Linked DNA regions of Homo sapiens: region 2 is linked to region 1. Evidence: read pairs that join two places in POLR2A ChIA-PET (ENCODE). Cell type or tissue: IMR-90. All regions are shown on one strand.

Region 1 (8,000 bases):
GAGGTGGCCCCTGGCAACTATCTACTTGTTCTCTCCACTTTCATTATCAGCATGATTTTGCTGGGGCGGGCAGACAGCATCAAGCCCGGGGAGGGTCTGAGGTGGGGCCTGGGCGCGGCCTTAAAAATATCTAACCATGGGCCGGGTGCGGTGGCTCACGCCTGTCATCCCAGCACTTTGGGAGGCCGGGACGGGCAGATCACCTGAGGTCAGGAGTTTGAGACCAGCCTGGCCAACATGGTGAAACCCCATCTCTACTAAAAATACAAAAATTAACCCAGCGTGGTGGTGCGTGCCTGTAGTCTCAGCTACTCCGGAGGCTAAGGTGGGAGAATCGTTTGAGGACGGGAGGTGGAGGTTGCAGTGAGCTGACATTGTTCCACTGCACTCCAGCTTGGGCAAGACAGCAGGACTCCATCTCAAAAAATAATAATAATAAATAAAATAATAATAATAAGGCCGACCGCAGTGGCTCACACCTGTAATTCCAGTGCTTTGGGAGGCTGAGGCAGGAAGATCACTTGAGGCCTGGAGTTCAACGCTAGCCTGAGCAACACAGTAAGACCCTGTCTCTACTAAATACATACTTTTTTTTGGAGTCTCGCTCTGTCGCCCAGGCTGGAGTGCAGTGGCGCGATCTCGGCTCACTGCAAGCTCCACATCCCGGGTTCACGCCATTCTCCTGCCTCAGCCTCCCGAGTAGCTGGGACTACAGGCGCCCGCCACCGCGCCCGGCTAATTTTTTGTATTTTTAGTAGAGACGGGGTTTCACCGTGTTAGCCAGGATGGTCTCGATCTCCTGACCTCATGATCCGCCCACCTAGGCCTTCCAAAGTGCTGGGATGACAGGCGTGAGCCACCACGCACAGCCTACTAAAAATGATTTTTAAAAATTAGCTGGGGCTCAGGCTAGCCTTGAACTCCAGGCCTCAAGTGATCTTCCTGCCTCAGCCTCCCAAAGCACTGGAATTACAGGTGTGAGCCACTGCGCTCGGCCTTATTATTATTATTTTATTTATTATTATTATTTTTTGAGATGGAGTCTTGCTCTCTTGCCCAAGCTGGCGTGCAGTGGAACAGTCTCAGCTCACTGCAACCTCCACCTCCCGTCCTCAAGCGATTCTCCCACCTCAGCCTCCGGAGTAGCTGAGACTACAGGCACACACCACCACGCTGGGCTAATTTTTGTATTTTTAGTAGAGGTGTGGTTTCACCACATTGGCCAGACTGGTCTCAAACTCCTGACCTCAGGTGATCTGCCCGTCCCGGCCTCCCAAAGTGCTGGGATGACAGGCGTGAGCCACTGCACCCAGCCTACTTTTTTTTTTTTTTTTTCCGAGATGGAGTCTCACTCTGTTGCCCAGGCTGGAGTGCAGTGGCGCGATCTCGGCTAACTGCAACCTCCACCTCCTGGGTTCAAGCGATTCTCCTGCCTCAGCCTCCCGAGTAGATGGGATTACAGGCGCCCACCACTACGACCACCATGCCCAGCTAATTTTTGTATTTTTAGTAGAGATGGGGTTTCACCATATTGACCAGGCTGGTCTCGAACTCCTGACCTTAGGTGATCCGCCCACCTCGGCCTCCCAAAGTGCTGGGATTATAGGTGTGAGCCACCATGCCCGTCCTGCAACAGGAATTTAAGTGCAATTTCGAAAAATAAACAGATTTTCTATGAAGTGATGTGGGCAACTTAATGATATTGTGTTTGGGAGGGACCCACTTGCCCGGGTGTGAGGTAACGGATTACAGGCCAGCCGCTGGCCGTGTGACCTGCACGGGTCACTGCTTCCTTGAGACTAGGGTCCCGTCTTCCATCGAGGCTCTGGAAGGCCCATCACTAGAGCCGGTTTTCCTGGCCTGACATGCAAGGATGGATTAAAGTTATTTTATTTTTTGAGATGGGGTCTGGCTCTGTCATCCAGGCTGAAGTGCAGTGGTGTGATCTTGGCTCACTGCAACCTCCGCCACCTGGGCTCAAGTCATCCTCCATCTCAGGCTCCTATGTAACTGAGACCTCAGCTGCACACCACCACGCCCAGCTATTTTTTCTGTTTTTAAAATTTTGTAGAGATGGGTTTTTGCCATGTTGCCCAGGCTAGTCTTGAACTCTTGGGCTCAAGCAATCCATCTACCTGGGCCTCCCAATGTGTTGAGATCACAGGCGTGAGCCACCACCCCAGCCTTAAGTTACTCTACCATCCTGAGCCAGGTGTGTGCCAAAATGGTAGCTTTTTTGTTTTAGAGACAGAGTCTCTGTCATCCAGGCTGGAGTGCAGTGGTGTGATCACAACTCACTACAGCCTCAACCTCCTGGGCTCAAGCAATCCTCCCACCTCGGCCTCCTAAGTAGCTGAGAATAAAGGCACGCAGCACACGCCCAACTAATATTTTAATTTTTTCTGTAGAGATGGGATCTTGCTGTGTTGCCCAGGTTGGTCTCAAACTCCTGGCCTCAAGTGATCCTCCCACCTCAGTCTCCCAAAGTGCTGGGATTACAAACATGACAAACGTGAGCCACCGCACAGGGCAGGGGGCTCCATTTATTACATTTATTGTCTTCTTTTTTTTTTTCTAAGACAGGGCCTTGCTCTGTTGCCCAGGCTGGAGTGCAGTGGCATGATCTCTGCTCACTGCAACCTCCACCTCCTGGGTTCAAGCGATTCTCCTGCCCCAGCCTCCCGAGTAGCTGGGCTCACAGGCATAAGCCAACATACCCGGCTAATTTTTTTGTATTTTTTAGTAGAGATGGGGTTTCACCATGTTGGCCAGGCTGGTCTTGAACTCCTGCCCTCAGGTGATCTGCCCACCTCGGCCTCCCAAAGTGCTGGGATTACAGGCGTGAGCCACAGTGCCCAGCCTAATTTTTGTATTTTTAATGGAGAGGGGTTTCACCATGTTGGCTAGGCTGGTCTTGAACTCCTGACCTAGGTGATCCACCCGCCTTGGCCTCCCAAAGTGCTGGGATTACAGGCGTGAGCCACCGCACAGGGCAAGGGGTTCCATTTATGGTCATAAACTCCTCACTATGTGCCTAACACGTTTCCGTATTCTGTAGATATTAATTCCTATCAGCTCCAGGAGTGGAAAAGCGGAGGCCCAGAGAGGTTAGGGGCAGGGCACCAGCCTCACCATTAGCAGAGGTGAACTCAGACCCTGAGGCTTCGGAGCCCACGCGGCACCTGCACCCAACCCCACCCCCTCCGGCCTCCCCGCCCCCTCCAGGCCCCCAGCCCCCGACCCCCAGCCCCTCTGACCACACCTTGGTCAGAAGGGCTCCCCTCCTAGCACCTGCCCACAGTTCCCACGGCCTGGACCCCCCTCGGTTCCTCTGGAGCTCCTACTCGACCCGCACAGCCCAAGTCCTCTGCCCCACCCCCCATCCGCCGGACACCCCGGTCCTGCCCCGCCCCGAGGCCACTGCCGGGGCAGCTGCGCCGGCTCCGGTCCCCCAGCGCGGGGGTCTCTGCGGGCGGGCGGAACCGAGGCGTCTCCCCCGGGCCCCAGCGCGACCCCCACCCACCTCCACGAAGTAGAAGCAGGGCAGAAGCGTCATGCTGTCCTTCGGGATCTTGTTCTTCTCCTTGGTGGAGATCATGGTGCCGCGGGCGCCGCAGGCCGTGGCTGGAGGGGAGAAAGCGGCGCTGGAGGGGGGCGCGCAGGCGGAGCCCGGGGGAGACACGGTGGCCGGCGCCGGCGGGGGAGGGGCGGTCGGGGAAACTGAGGCTGCAGAGAGCGGCGTCCGCGTGGCCTCCCCGCGCCCCGGCCCAGCACGCGGCTTCCGGGCGCCCCTACACCCGGGATCGGGGGGTCGGGGCCGGGATCGCCGAGGAGGGCGGGGGGTCTCCGGGCGGGAGCCAGTCCCCGCGTGGTGGTGGGGGGCATCCGGGAGAACTGGGGTTCCGGGCGGCGGAGGAGACTGGGTCCGCGCCCCCAGCCCCACAGCCCCTCACCTGGCGCGGCCGGCGCCCAGCACAAAGCGCGTCTCCTCCGTGGGGCGGGGCCGGGAGCCGGGAAGGGGAGGGGGACGGGGGAGGGGAGGGTCCGGCCCGGAGACCCCCGCGCGCGCCCAGACGCCGCAGCCCAGACGCCGCAGCCAGGGGCGGGGGCTCTTTGTCTGGGCGCGTCCTCCGCAGGCCCCGCGCACCGTCCCCGCCTCCCTGGCGCCGCCTCCCACCGCCGGGGGTCTCGGGGGTCTCAGGTCTGCGCGAGCGGCTGGCGGGGCTCGGGGGTCGCGTCCTCCTCCCTTCGGGCCTGCGGCGGTGACGGTCCCGTCCTCCCCTCCCGGGTGGCTGCGGTCGGCCCGGGGGGCGCCATCGAGACGGGGGCGGAGGCGGGGGCGGGGGTTGGGGTTTCGGGGTCTCTGACTGTCTCCGTGTCTCTCACGGTCTCTCGCCGGCTCCGACTGCCCCCGCCCCGCGCCTCCGCCCGCCCCTCCGCGGAGCCCGCCGCTCGCTGGTGCGCGTTTCCATGGCGAGGCTCCCAGGGCGCCCGGAGCATCGGAGACAAAAGAGCTGGGGGAGGGGGACTGGGGGGTCTCCCGGTGCCTCCCTCCCTTCCCCCCGCACTCACCCTCGCCCCCTCCGCCGCGCCGGGGTCCACCCTCCGCCTGGCCGCAGCCGCTCGGTGCGCACGGCGGGATTGCGGGGCGCGGGGCTGGGGGCTGGGGGCTGCGGGATGCGGGCAGGGCCCTCGGGACCCGCACTCGGGCAGTGCCTGCTGTCTGCGTGCATTTCCTCCTCCATATGCGCAGCCCTGCGGGGTAGGGGCTGGTTGACCCCCGTTGTAGGGATGGGGAAACTGAGGCTTGGGCACCCTGGGTCGCAATCCGAGGTCTCCGGGCCCCAAACGGCAGGATTTACAAAAATCGGTTTTTGGGCCGTGCGCGGTGGCTCAGGCCTGTAATCCCAGCACTTTGGGAGGTCGAGGCGGGCGGATCACGAGGGCAGGAGTTCGAGACCAGCCTGGACAACATGGTGAAACCCCGTCTCTACTAAAAATACAAAAATTTTTAGGGTGTGGTGGCTCATGCCTGTAATCCCAGCTACTCGGGAGGCTGAGGCAGGAGAATCGCTTGAACCTGGGAAGCGGAGGTTGCAGTGAGCCGAGATCGTGCCACTGCACTCCAGCCTGGGCAACAAGAGCGAGACTCTGTCTCAAAACAAACAAACAAACAAACAAACAAAGAGTGACTTCCAGGCTGGGTGCAGTGGCTCAGGCCTATAATCCCAGCACTTTGGGAGGCAGAGGCGGGAGGATCCCTTGAGGCCAGGAGTTCCAGACCAGCCTGGCCAACATGGTGAAACCCCATCTCTACTAAAAATATAAAAATTAGCCGGACATGGTGGCAGGCGCCTGTAATCCCAGCCAGATGGGAGGCTGAGGCAGGAGAATTGCTTGAACCTGGGAGGCGGAGGTTGCAGTGAGCCGAGATGGCACCATTGCCCTCCAGCCTGGGCGACAGAAGGAGACTCTATCTCAAAAAAAAAAAAAAAAACAAACAAACAGTGACTCCAGAGGGTTGGAGCCCTGCTAGATACCTTAGTTTGCTCATAACAGGCACTGCTGCCCCCGGGAAGAGGGTCGCCTGCCATAAATGCGGAAACAGTTAAATGGCGATGGGAATAGGATGGGAACTCAATGGTGTTGCTACCTTTGGATGGACTCGGAGGCAGCCCAGCTTCCTGGGACAGGACTGCACGGACTGCCTGGGGAGGGGTCTTTGGCCCCCCGGTTCCTGCAGGGGGGCTCGGGGAGGCCCTGTGAGCAGTTGGTCACAGGTGGGTCCCATTCGATGCGATCCTGTTCCTCCCCAACAGCCCTGGAGAAGGGGGACGTTGCCTGCTGTGGCTGCGGCTGTTTTCCTGGCCTGTGAGAGGCGGGGCCAGAGTGGCCGTTGGGAATCTGGGTGTTGCAAGGTGACCACAAACAGCTCTCTGGGGGAGGAGGAGGAAAATGCAATTGATTTTCAGGAGCCTTCTGAGGTCAGGAGTGGGAGAGTGTGCAGGGGGACCCTCCTGGCAGCTTGGGGGTCCAACAGAAGATCTGGGGGAGTCTCAGGGTCTTCTCCCCCTAGGATCACCAGTGGTGGAGATGGGGCAGGCCTGGCCATGGAGGGCACGTTGCTTGGCTGAGGGGCCTGGGCTTGAGTGTGGGGCCTGGGCTTGAGTGATGGGAGAGTTCCGAGCAGGCCGGAGGGGTTGAGCGTACCAGACGCTGCTCAAAACTTTTATTTAAAAATGATTATTATTATTATTACTATTATTTTGAGATGGACTCTTGCTCTGTCGCCCAGGCTGGAGTGCAATCGTGCGATTTCAGCTCACTGCAACCTCCCACCTCCTGGGTTCAAGTGATTCTCCCTCCTCAGCCTCCCGAGTAGTTGGGATTATAGGCGCCTGCCACCACGACGGGCTAATTTTTGTATTTTTAGTAGAAAGAGGATCTCCCCATGTTGGTCAGGCTGGTGTTGATCTCCTGACCTCAGCTGATCTGCTGCCTCAGCCTCCCAAAGTACTGGGATGACAGGGGAGCCACGGAGCCCAGCCTTTTTTTTTTTTTTTGGGAGACGGAGTTGCACTCTGTCGTCTAGGCTGGAGTGCAGTGGCGCGATCTCGGCTCACTGCAAGCTCCACCTCCCGGGTTCACGCCATTCTCCTGCCTCAGCCTCCCGAGTAGCTGGGACCGCAGGCGCCCAGGACTATGCCCGGGTAATTCTTTTGTATTTTTAGTAGAGACGGTGTTTCACCGTGTTAGCCAGGATGGTCTTGATCTCCTGACCTCGTGATCCGCCCGTCTTGGCCTCCCAAAGTGCTGGGATTACAGGCGTGAGCCACCGCGCCCAGCTTTTTTTTTTTTTTTTTAATAGAGAGAGGGTCTCACCATGTTGCCAAGGCTGGTCTCAAACTCCTGGGCTCAAGTGATCCTCCCACCTCGGCCTCCCAAGGCACTGGGATTACAGGCGTGAGCCACCACGCCCGGCCTCAAAAACTTTTCAGAATATGAACCCCACTCCATGCTCAGCACTGTTCTGTCTAGAAGGCAGAGTCTATCCCTGTCTCAGGGCACACTGACGTGCAGACAGCGAGCTCGCCCTGAGGTCATGCGACTGGGAGGGACAGAGCTTCCGGCTCCCGGCAGAGGGGAAATGGGGCCTGGCCCACGGGAGAGCTGAGGCCCACGTTTGGCCAGGACAGGGTGGATGGAGGCTGGGGCCTCCGCAGGGAAGATGGACAGGTAGGATCCGGGGTGGGCAGAGAGGGAGAGCTGGCTTGGACGGAGGCAGGGATCTGGGGGCTGTGCCATGGACCCTGTGAGGTGGCTGGGCTGTGAAACTCAGTGGAGACCGGAATTATTATTATTATTATTATTTTTTTGAGATGGAGTCTCACTGTCTCCCGGGCTGGAGTGCAGTGGCACGATCTCGGCTCACTGCAAGCTCCGCCTCCTGGGTTCACGCCATTCTCCTGCCTCAGCCTCCTGAGTAGCTGGGACTACAGGCGCCCACCACCACGCCCGGCTAATTTTTTGTATCTTTAGTAGAGATGGGGTTTCACCGTGTTAGCCAGGAAGGTCTTGATCTCCTGACCTCATGATCCGCCCGCCTCGGCCTCCCAAAGTGCTGAGATTACAGGTGTGAGCCACCGCTCCCGGCCTGGAGACCAGATTTGAGCCCTGGGACCCTACATTCCCGATGGGCAGCGGACCTCAAGGCACACCGGCCCCGCCTCCCTGGACTCTCCCCGTATCCGCCCCTTGGAGGGGCAAACTGCCCTCAGAGGGCTCCCACAGGCCCAGACACAAACTGGTGTCCCCAAGGGTGTGGGGGACACGGTAAGCTCCAGACCTCAGTTTCACCTTGGAAATGAGCCCCTTTGTAAAAAATGGAGGTGAGTTTGGACGCAGTAGCTCACACCTGTGCTCCCAGCACTTTGGGAGGCCGAGGCAGGTGGATTGCTTGAGCTTAGGAGTTTCAAACCAGCCCGAGCAACATAGTGAGA
Region 2 (8,000 bases), 170 kb before region 1:
AAAATTAGCCACTTTTAAAGATGACATTTCCAGCAGGTGAGACACACAACCATAAAAGCATCAACCGCCAGGAGTAGGGCCCTGCGACGGCTCCCCCAGGCTCTGTTCCACCAGGAGCAGGGCCCAGCGACGGCTCCCCCAGGCTCTGTTCCACCAGGAATGGGGCCCTGCGACGGCTCCCCCAGGCTCCGTTCCACCAGGAGTGGGGCCCTGCGACGGCTCCCCCAGGCTCCGTTCCACCAGGAGTGGGGCCCTGCGACGGCTCCCCCAGGCTCTGTTCTGGGCCCAAGGCCTGGACAGCGTTTGACGACACGCGTGTGGACAGCAGTCTCCAGAGCACGTGGGCCTGGCAGGCACACGGTGCCCCACTCTGTGGTCAACCCACACACCCTGAACCGGCATACTTCTGTCTCCGAAGGGCCGTGTGGGGAGTCACAGGGGGCTGGAGGGCCTGGCCGGGCGGCCTCTCCAGAGAGCCTATGGATGATGCCACGTTTCCGTGGAACCCGTGCTGGATTCTAAGCGCCAGAACTTCCGACCTCAAGGCGTGGGGCCCTCGCGGCCACCCCCGGGGCCCCCTCACCCTTCCAGCGTGGGGACGCCTTCGTGCCGGCCGGTGGCCCGCCGCGTGGTGAGGCGGGCGCGGGGCTGTCGGGCGCCGTACCGGTGCCGGGACGGATGGTCTCTCTCCCGCCGGCTCTCAGGGTCCCTGCCGTCGTCAGCCTGCGCCCCAGGAGGGAACGTGGGGATCTCGAAGCTGTCATCGAAGATGCCGAAAGCAAACTGTCCGTAGCCCTGCGGCAGCGTGAACAGGTGCTGGTCCACGTGCTGGGGAGAGGAGGGGGGCGTGACCTCGGGGGCTCAGGCCCGTGCAGTCTGCTGGGGGCGCTAGGGCACAAAGACAAAGGAGAAAGCAAGACGGGCCCTGCTGGGTGCCGGGTGGGAGGGAGACGCAGACAGGGAGGCAGGAATTGGGCAGAGCCTGCCCCGCTGGTGTGAGATGCCTCGGTGGAAGTTTCGCTTTCATCCAAGAAACCAACCAAGCAGCGTGGGCCGCCCCAATCCCTGGCCCGGGCCCCTGGAGGGAAAAATTTCCTCCGCCGTGCGGGCAGGGAGAGCCGGGGAGGCGAGGTGGGGACAGGCTGGCGCTCGGGGCCCCGAGCAAGGCTGACACGATCGGGAAGCACGAGGGGCGGGCGACTCACCTCCAACGGTGGCCGGCTCTGGTCTGTGGGAGCTGTGGAGGGGGCAGAACCATTTTCTGTGCTCCTGGGGAGAGAGTGCAGGTCAGCAGTGCCGGCTACCCTGTGCCCCCATGCGCCAGGCGCTCCCTCCCCTCAAAAGCCTATGTTGGGAGAGCAGGAATTGTCCTTGGCACTGCTTCCCACCCGCCACCGCCCCAGCATTTGGTGCCGTAACCCGCTGCTGCTTCCCTCGCCAGTAAACCACGGGTTTCTCGATAAACCGGTGCAGACCCCAACAGCCTCCTAAGCGTGAGAATGTGGGTAGGGCCCCCGTGGCCCCTTCCCCGGAGGGCCTGGGTCACCAGATTAGCCGCCGAGGCTGAGGGAGGTGAGCGGCTGCACAGGTTGCCGGCACTCCCCTCTGGCCCCGGCCCGGCCATCACAGAAGAGAACGGCACGCTGCTGTCTGCACAGAGAAAAGTGCTCCCGGAGCCACAGACACCAGGGCCTGACGGCCCCACACTCGGCGGGGCGGACGCCAGCACAGCCCACACCCCTACAACAGCTGAGGCCCGGCTGGCTCTTCCAGCCTCTTCAACAGGGGGCTGCATTACCTGGTCTCTTCCGGAAGCTCCTCGATAAAACCAGACTCGCATCTTGGACAGATATAATCCTGCAGGAGAGAACAGGAGGCCGGGTCACGGTGACGCCGGCATCACCTGCAAACCCCCCCAAGTGTGAGGACAGAGGGGCTCCGGACCCAGCGGTCTCTGGCTGGCCAGGCACACGCAGGCCAGGGTGGCTCCCAACCCGTGGGTCCTGGAGGGCGGCCGAGGGGACCTGGCCTCTGCCAGCCACCCGCTGACCCTTTGGTGGCTCCCGGCGATCTGAGCCCCTCCGACCTGGCCCCACCGTGACGGGCGTCACCAGCGTCATCAGCGCCTTGGCTGAGCCCCTCCGACCTGCCCCACCGTGACGGGCGTCACCAGTGCCTGGGCACCTCCTCACACAGGTGGCACCACTCGGAGGGGTGCCCCAATACCCCACAGTGGCATTTCCAGGACGCTCTGGCAGCCCCGCACACAGCCCGTTCCCCTGGCTCGGGGGAGGCCACGTCCACGCTGGCCACACCCCTGCAAGACCCCATCCCCAGGTCCCCCTAGAGCCAAGGACAACACAAGGCCAACATGGTGATGTCCCAGAGGAGACGTGAGGACCCTGCCCAGGGACAGCCGTGGGTGAGTCCCAAAACCACGTTCACAGTTCCCCAGCACCAGCCTCAAGCCACAGCTGTGCCGAGCAGGACGGATGCCATCCCCTGTGGATCTCACACTGCAACGGGATCCCCAGGGCTGAAGGGCCTGCTGGAGACACTGGCTCACAGGGCGGACTCCTCATGGATGGCTGGGCCCCTGGTGATGGCGGAGCGTGCCGAGCATTCGTGGGGCCTGGGCTGAAACGTGCATGGTGCCTCCCGGCCTCACCAGGGGCTGGGCAGATGCCGACACACACTTCCCGCACAGCCTGCAGAACTGGAAACTGGAAGCTAAATCAACTGCTCTCTATGAACGACCCAGTCTCAAGTGCTCCATCGCAGCAACGTGAAAATGGCCTCACACGGCACGTGTCATCACGCCAGGGGCTCACATGGGGGTCCCAAGACCACCCCCAGGTAACACAGACAAAAACAGGAGACAAGGCTCCCACCGTGCATGGGGGAGTGCTGTGAGGGGAGCCAAGGTCGACCCCAGGCTCTGGGGATGCAGGTTGCACCGGGGCTGTTCAGTCTTCGCAGGGGCAGGGGCTGGGACCTCTCCAGCAAGCAAGATCCCGGCCTCACCCACTGACTCTGGGGAGAAGCGGGGGTCTGGCGTGCAGTGCCCAAGGGGAGGGCCGACAGCTGGGCCCCCGCCCACACCACGCCGTGCCTGCCTCACCTGCTCCTGCCACTGAAGCACAGGCTGGGTGGGGAGGGACTAAGGCCAGGGTGAGCAAACGATGCCAGATGCACATGAACCCACCGTGAGGGGAGAGTGAAGAGGCACCATCTACAATATAGAAAAAGTGCGGCCCGGCTCCTGGTGAGGCCGGGAGGCACCACATGCGTTTCAGCCCACGCCCCACGAATTCTCGGCACGCTCCGCCATCACCGGGGGCGCGGTGGCTCAGGCCTGTAATCCTGGCACTTCGGGAGGCCGAGGCGGGCGGATCATCTGAGATCAGGAGTTGGAGACCAGCCTGGCCAACATGGTGAAACTCTGTCTCTACTAAAAATACAAAAATTAGCCGGGTGTGGTGGCGGGCGCCTGTAATCCCAGCTACTTGGGAGGCTGAGGCAGGAGAATTGCTTGAGCCCGGGAGGCGGAGGTTGCAGTGAGCTGAGATTGTGCCATTGCACTGCAGCCTGGGCGAGGGAGCAAGACTCCGTCTCAAAAAAAAAAAAAAAAAAAAAAAAAAAAAAAAAAAAAGTGCTGGCCGGGCGCGGTGTCTCATACCTGTAATCCTGGCACTTTGGGAGGCCGAGGCAGGCGAATCACCTGAGGCCAGGAGTTCGAGACCAGCCTGGACAACATGGAGAAACCCCGTCTCTACTAAAAATACAAATGTTAGCCAGGCGTGGTGGCACGTACCTGTAATCCCAGCTACTCAGGAGGCTGAGACAGGAGAATCGCTTGAACCTAGGAGGCGGAGGCTGCAACGAGCCGAGATCATGACATTGTAACTCCAGCCTGGGCGACAGAGTGAGACTCCGTATCGGGAAAAAAAAAAGTGCTTACAACTCAAAAGAAAGAAAGAAAGAAAGAAAAAAAAGCCCAGGCCAGGTGCAGCAGCTCACACCTGTGATCCCAGTACTTTGGGAAGCCAAGGTGGGCAGACCATTTGAGGTCAGGAGCTTGAGACCAGCCTAGCCAACATGGCCAAACCCCATTTCTACAAAAAACAAATTAGCTGGGTATGCTGGGGTGGGTCTGTAGCTCCAGCTACTAAGGAGGGGGAGGAGACAGGCAGGAGCGGGAGGCAGGAGGCAGAATGGCTTGAGTCCAGGAGATCGAGACCGCAGTGAGCTGTGGTCCCACCACTGCGCTAGCCTGGGTGACAGAACCAGACCCTGCCAAAAAAAAAAAGAAAAAGAGAAACAGACAACGCAACTAAAAACGGGCAAAGTCGGGAGGCTGAGGCAGGAGAACGGCTTGAACCTGGGAGGCAGAGCTTGCAGTGAGCCGAGATCGCGCCACTGCACTCTAGCCCGGGCGACAGAGTGACACTCCATCTCAAAAAAAAAGAAAAGTGGGGGGGGAAAGGACGTGTACAGGACATGCCTCCAAAAACACGCTGGGTAAACGCAGCCGGCCAGCCCCAGCGAGATGCCACTTCCCAGGGCCAGCCAGGACGAGATGCAAGACCCCGTCAGGCCTGCTGGGAGCCCAGAAGTCCCCCAGATGGAACTACCCCATGACCCACGAGCTAGAACTTTCACTCCAGGCGCAGACCCCAGAGAAACGAAGACACCTGCCCACCAAATGTTCACATGGCCAGAACTGGCAGGTGAGAGTTCACGGCAGCACAGTTCATCATCGTCGTCGGCAGATGCAAACAGCTCCAGTGTCCACCCGCACCTCAGAGCACGACTCAACCATGGAAAGGGGCAAGGCCCAGACCAGGCCACGGCGGGGGGGAGGGGGGATTGCATCTTGAGGACATCACGTCCAGTGAGAGATGCCAGACACAGAAGACCACGCAGCGTGTGATCCCACGTCTATGAAATGTCCAGGACAGGCCGAGCCACAGAGACAGAGAGGGGATGTGTGAGCACCAGGGCCTGGGGGAGGGGACGGGGAGTGACGGCTGGCAGGGCTGAGGTGGGTTCTTTTTGCAGCTGTGAGAATGCTGTGGAATTAGACTGTGGTGGTGGTTGCACAACTTTATGAATATACTACAAACGTTTCACCAGGTGAATTATATGGTGTGTGAAAATACTGAGATAAAGCTATTAAAATAAATGGGCCAGGCGCCTGTGGTCCCAGCTGCTAGGGAGGCTGAGGTGCCAGGATCGCTTGAACCTGGGAGGTGGAGGCTGCAGTGAGCCAAGATTGCAGCAACAGAGTGAGGCAGCATCTCAAAAACAAAAACAAAAAAAAGAAAGAAACAAAGAAAAAAAGGGCTGGGCACAGTGGCTCACACCTGTAATCCTAGCACTTTGGGAGGCCAAAGTGGGCAGATCACTTGAGGTTAGGAGTTCGAGACCAGCCAACATAGGGAAATACCGTCTCTACTAAAAATACAAAAATTAGCTGGGCACGGTGGTGGGTGCCTGTAATCCCAGCTACTCAGGAGCTGAGGCACGAGAATCGCTTAAACCCGGCAGGCAGAGGTTGCAGTGAGCCGAGATCATACCACTGCACTCCAGCCTGGGCCACAGAGTGAGACCGTGTCAGAAAAAGAAAAAGAAAAAGGGAAAGGGGAAGGGGAAGCAGCCAACGACCACCACTGTGGCCCTGAGCTTAGTGTGGGAGCAGTGTGGCTCTGCCACAGTGGCCGTGACAACTCTCCCCAGGCGTCGGTTCTTGGGGTGTGTTTGGGGTGTCGGGATTGGGACGCCCCACGTAAACACGCTGAGACTTCACAGTCAAATCTGAACCCCTGGTTTCTGCCGGTGTCGGGTCTATCGGGGCTCCTCTGGGCTCAGGGGTTGCCGCCGTCCGCCCGCCAGCTGACCGGGAGCCCAGGGCCGCTCCATCGCCTGGGTGGGTCTCTGGGAATGGAGGGGTAGCTCAGGGCTCAGGCTCTCCCTGCATGGTGACTCCCCAGGCTAGCACCACCCAGTGGACCTGGAACAGCTGCACTGGCCCCCACTGAGGGCAGGACGTAAGTCAGCTGTGCAGCTGCCCCGACCACCATCTCTCCTGCTGGGTGCATCCACAAGGTCAGGCAGCCCCAGAAGGGCCTGAGGGAGAAGCTGTCTCCCTCTGAGGACCCTGGCTTGCCAGCCCCAGCCCCGAATCTCTCCTGGACAAGCACGAGGCCCTGCACACGCCCACGTGGCCTGGCACAGCGCTCGGCCGCTCTGGTCCCCATGTGCCGAGCTCAGCCCCTCTGTGCATCACTGGCTTTCTGTCGGGCTCCCGGGTTCCCGTCTCAGTCCAGGGCACAACGCATGCTCCCGCCACCCGCACTGCCGGCTCACGACAGCCCGACCTGGCCACATACACACTCATCTGCCCCAGCCCTGGCCTCCTCTTGGCCCCCGCTGTCCTGCCCGCAGCGGCCGTGGGGCCTGGTGCCACAGCACTGTCCAGAACCCTCTCTCTGCAGCACCCACTCCAGCGTCGGGGCCTGTGCACGTCGGCCCTGCTGCTGGAACGCCCACCCTAGGGGTTTCAAAGGTCACCTCTCTGCTCCAAGCCTCTGCCCTGTCACAGAGGACAGCCTGGACACTCACTCATATCTGAAATCCGGGTGCCATCGAGGACGCCAAGGGCTGCGACCCAACTCCTGCGTATTGTCAGGGCTCTGGGCTGTCTCTCAGGCCCCCGGCCAGCCCCTCCAGGGCCACCGAAGGCCGGAACCGAGGCTCTGGTCACGAAGGCAAGTGACAGGTGGATCCCGGATATCCAGGGTGGAGGTTGAGCCTCTGCTGGCCGACGGTGGGAGGGGCTGGACCTGGGGGTCTCCAGCCGCCCTCCTCCTCCAAGGGCACAGCCAAGAGACCGCTTGGTCTCGTATTAAATCGGGGCAGCTGCAGGTAGAAACGCCTGGGCAAGGGGGCCTGGTGAAGGAGCTGCCCCACCTTCTCCGGGGGCAGCACGCACTGGGGGCCCCCACAGAGGCCCCATTGGAGCCTCTGGCCCTAGCAGAAGACGGTGAATCCATTCACCTCTCCGTCAGAGAACAGATGCAGGAGGTACGATCACCCGGCATCATCACCATAGCAACAGCTGGCCAGGCAGCCAGGGTAGGGGGGACCCTGCCAGTGCCGGGCTCCACCCATGCACCCCTGCAGCGTGATGGCCTCATCCCCGGGTGGGACCTGGCAGGGCAGCAGAGGCCCCTTCATCCACGGGGCCTGCACGGGGCGCATGTCCTGAGGGCCCAGGGCCAGGCGCATGGAGGGGAGTGGGCTGGCGACCTACAGGCCCCAGATGACTGACAGTGACCAGGGCAGGCAGGCCCCTGGTGACAGTGACTCGGCCCCTGTGGGTGGCAGGGCCCTCGGGAAGCTGTGCACATCAGGAGACCCCAGGGAGAGTCATGGTGCAGTGCTCGGCCTCGGTAGGAGCCCCCGTGCTGGCTACTGTTTTCCTAAAGGGTGCCCAAAGCTTCCCGGCTGATCCACAGTGTGTGGGCCCCGCAGCCCCAGAGGCACGGGCACGTGCGGCGCCTGCACCCCTTTCTTCCCGCCCTCAGCAGCTGCCACCACATCCCACATTCACACCGTCTGTCCCTGGGCCCCACGCACCACACACTCCCAAGACAAGCTGGATGGACGAGGCGTGAGCGAAGCCACTGCCTCAGCCCAGGCTGGGGCCCCGCCTCACACCCCAGGGCGTGCCTCGGCCCAGGCCCCGAACTCTGCCTTCTTCTTCCCAGGTGGCTTCAGGCACCACCACTAGGGACTGGAACCCCACAGGTGCCCATCCGTGCCAGTGCCAGGGGTGCTACGGCTCGCCCGAGGCTCAGAGGAAGGTCCTCATGGTGGCAGAGTTCTAAGTGGGAGGAAATTCAGCACCGGCATCTGCCCGAGGCAGACCCCAGCGCCAGCCGGCCAGAGAGGGCAGCCGACATCCACAGGTTCCCGGGGTATTGCTGGTGCCCGAT

What was found. Peaks named below come from ENCODE experiments on the same cell type or tissue, not always from the same donor. Only the 100,000 strongest peaks of a DNase experiment are listed, where the experiment ranks them.
Region 2: POLR2A ChIA-PET joins it to region 1 with 21 read pairs; 3 of 35 experiments call an interaction of 5 or more read pairs at or near these places.

Annotation. Positions count from the first base shown.
Region 1 is chr19:817,962-825,961 of GRCh38, forward strand. It overlaps PLPPR3 (phospholipid phosphatase related 3), which reads right to left and starts at 3,994. Exons shown (of 8, transcript NM_001270366.2): 1 at 3,954-3,994; 2 at 3,524-3,624. The coding sequence starts at 3,598. In IMR-90, no CTCF peak of the experiment used is centred here; no DNase peak of the experiment used is centred here; H3K4me3 peaks cover 1,061 bases; H3K27me3 peaks cover 168 bases.
Region 2 is chr19:651,028-659,027 of GRCh38, forward strand. RNF126 (ring finger protein 126) reads right to left here. Exons shown (of 9, transcript NM_194460.3): 2 at 1,799-1,857; 3 at 1,206-1,269; 4 at 584-828. Among named protein-coding and RNA genes, the nearest start is that of RNF126, 8.2 kb to the right of the region's middle. RefSeq lists enhancers at 6,788-7,700, 7,701-8,000. In IMR-90, no CTCF peak of the experiment used is centred here; no DNase peak of the experiment used is centred here.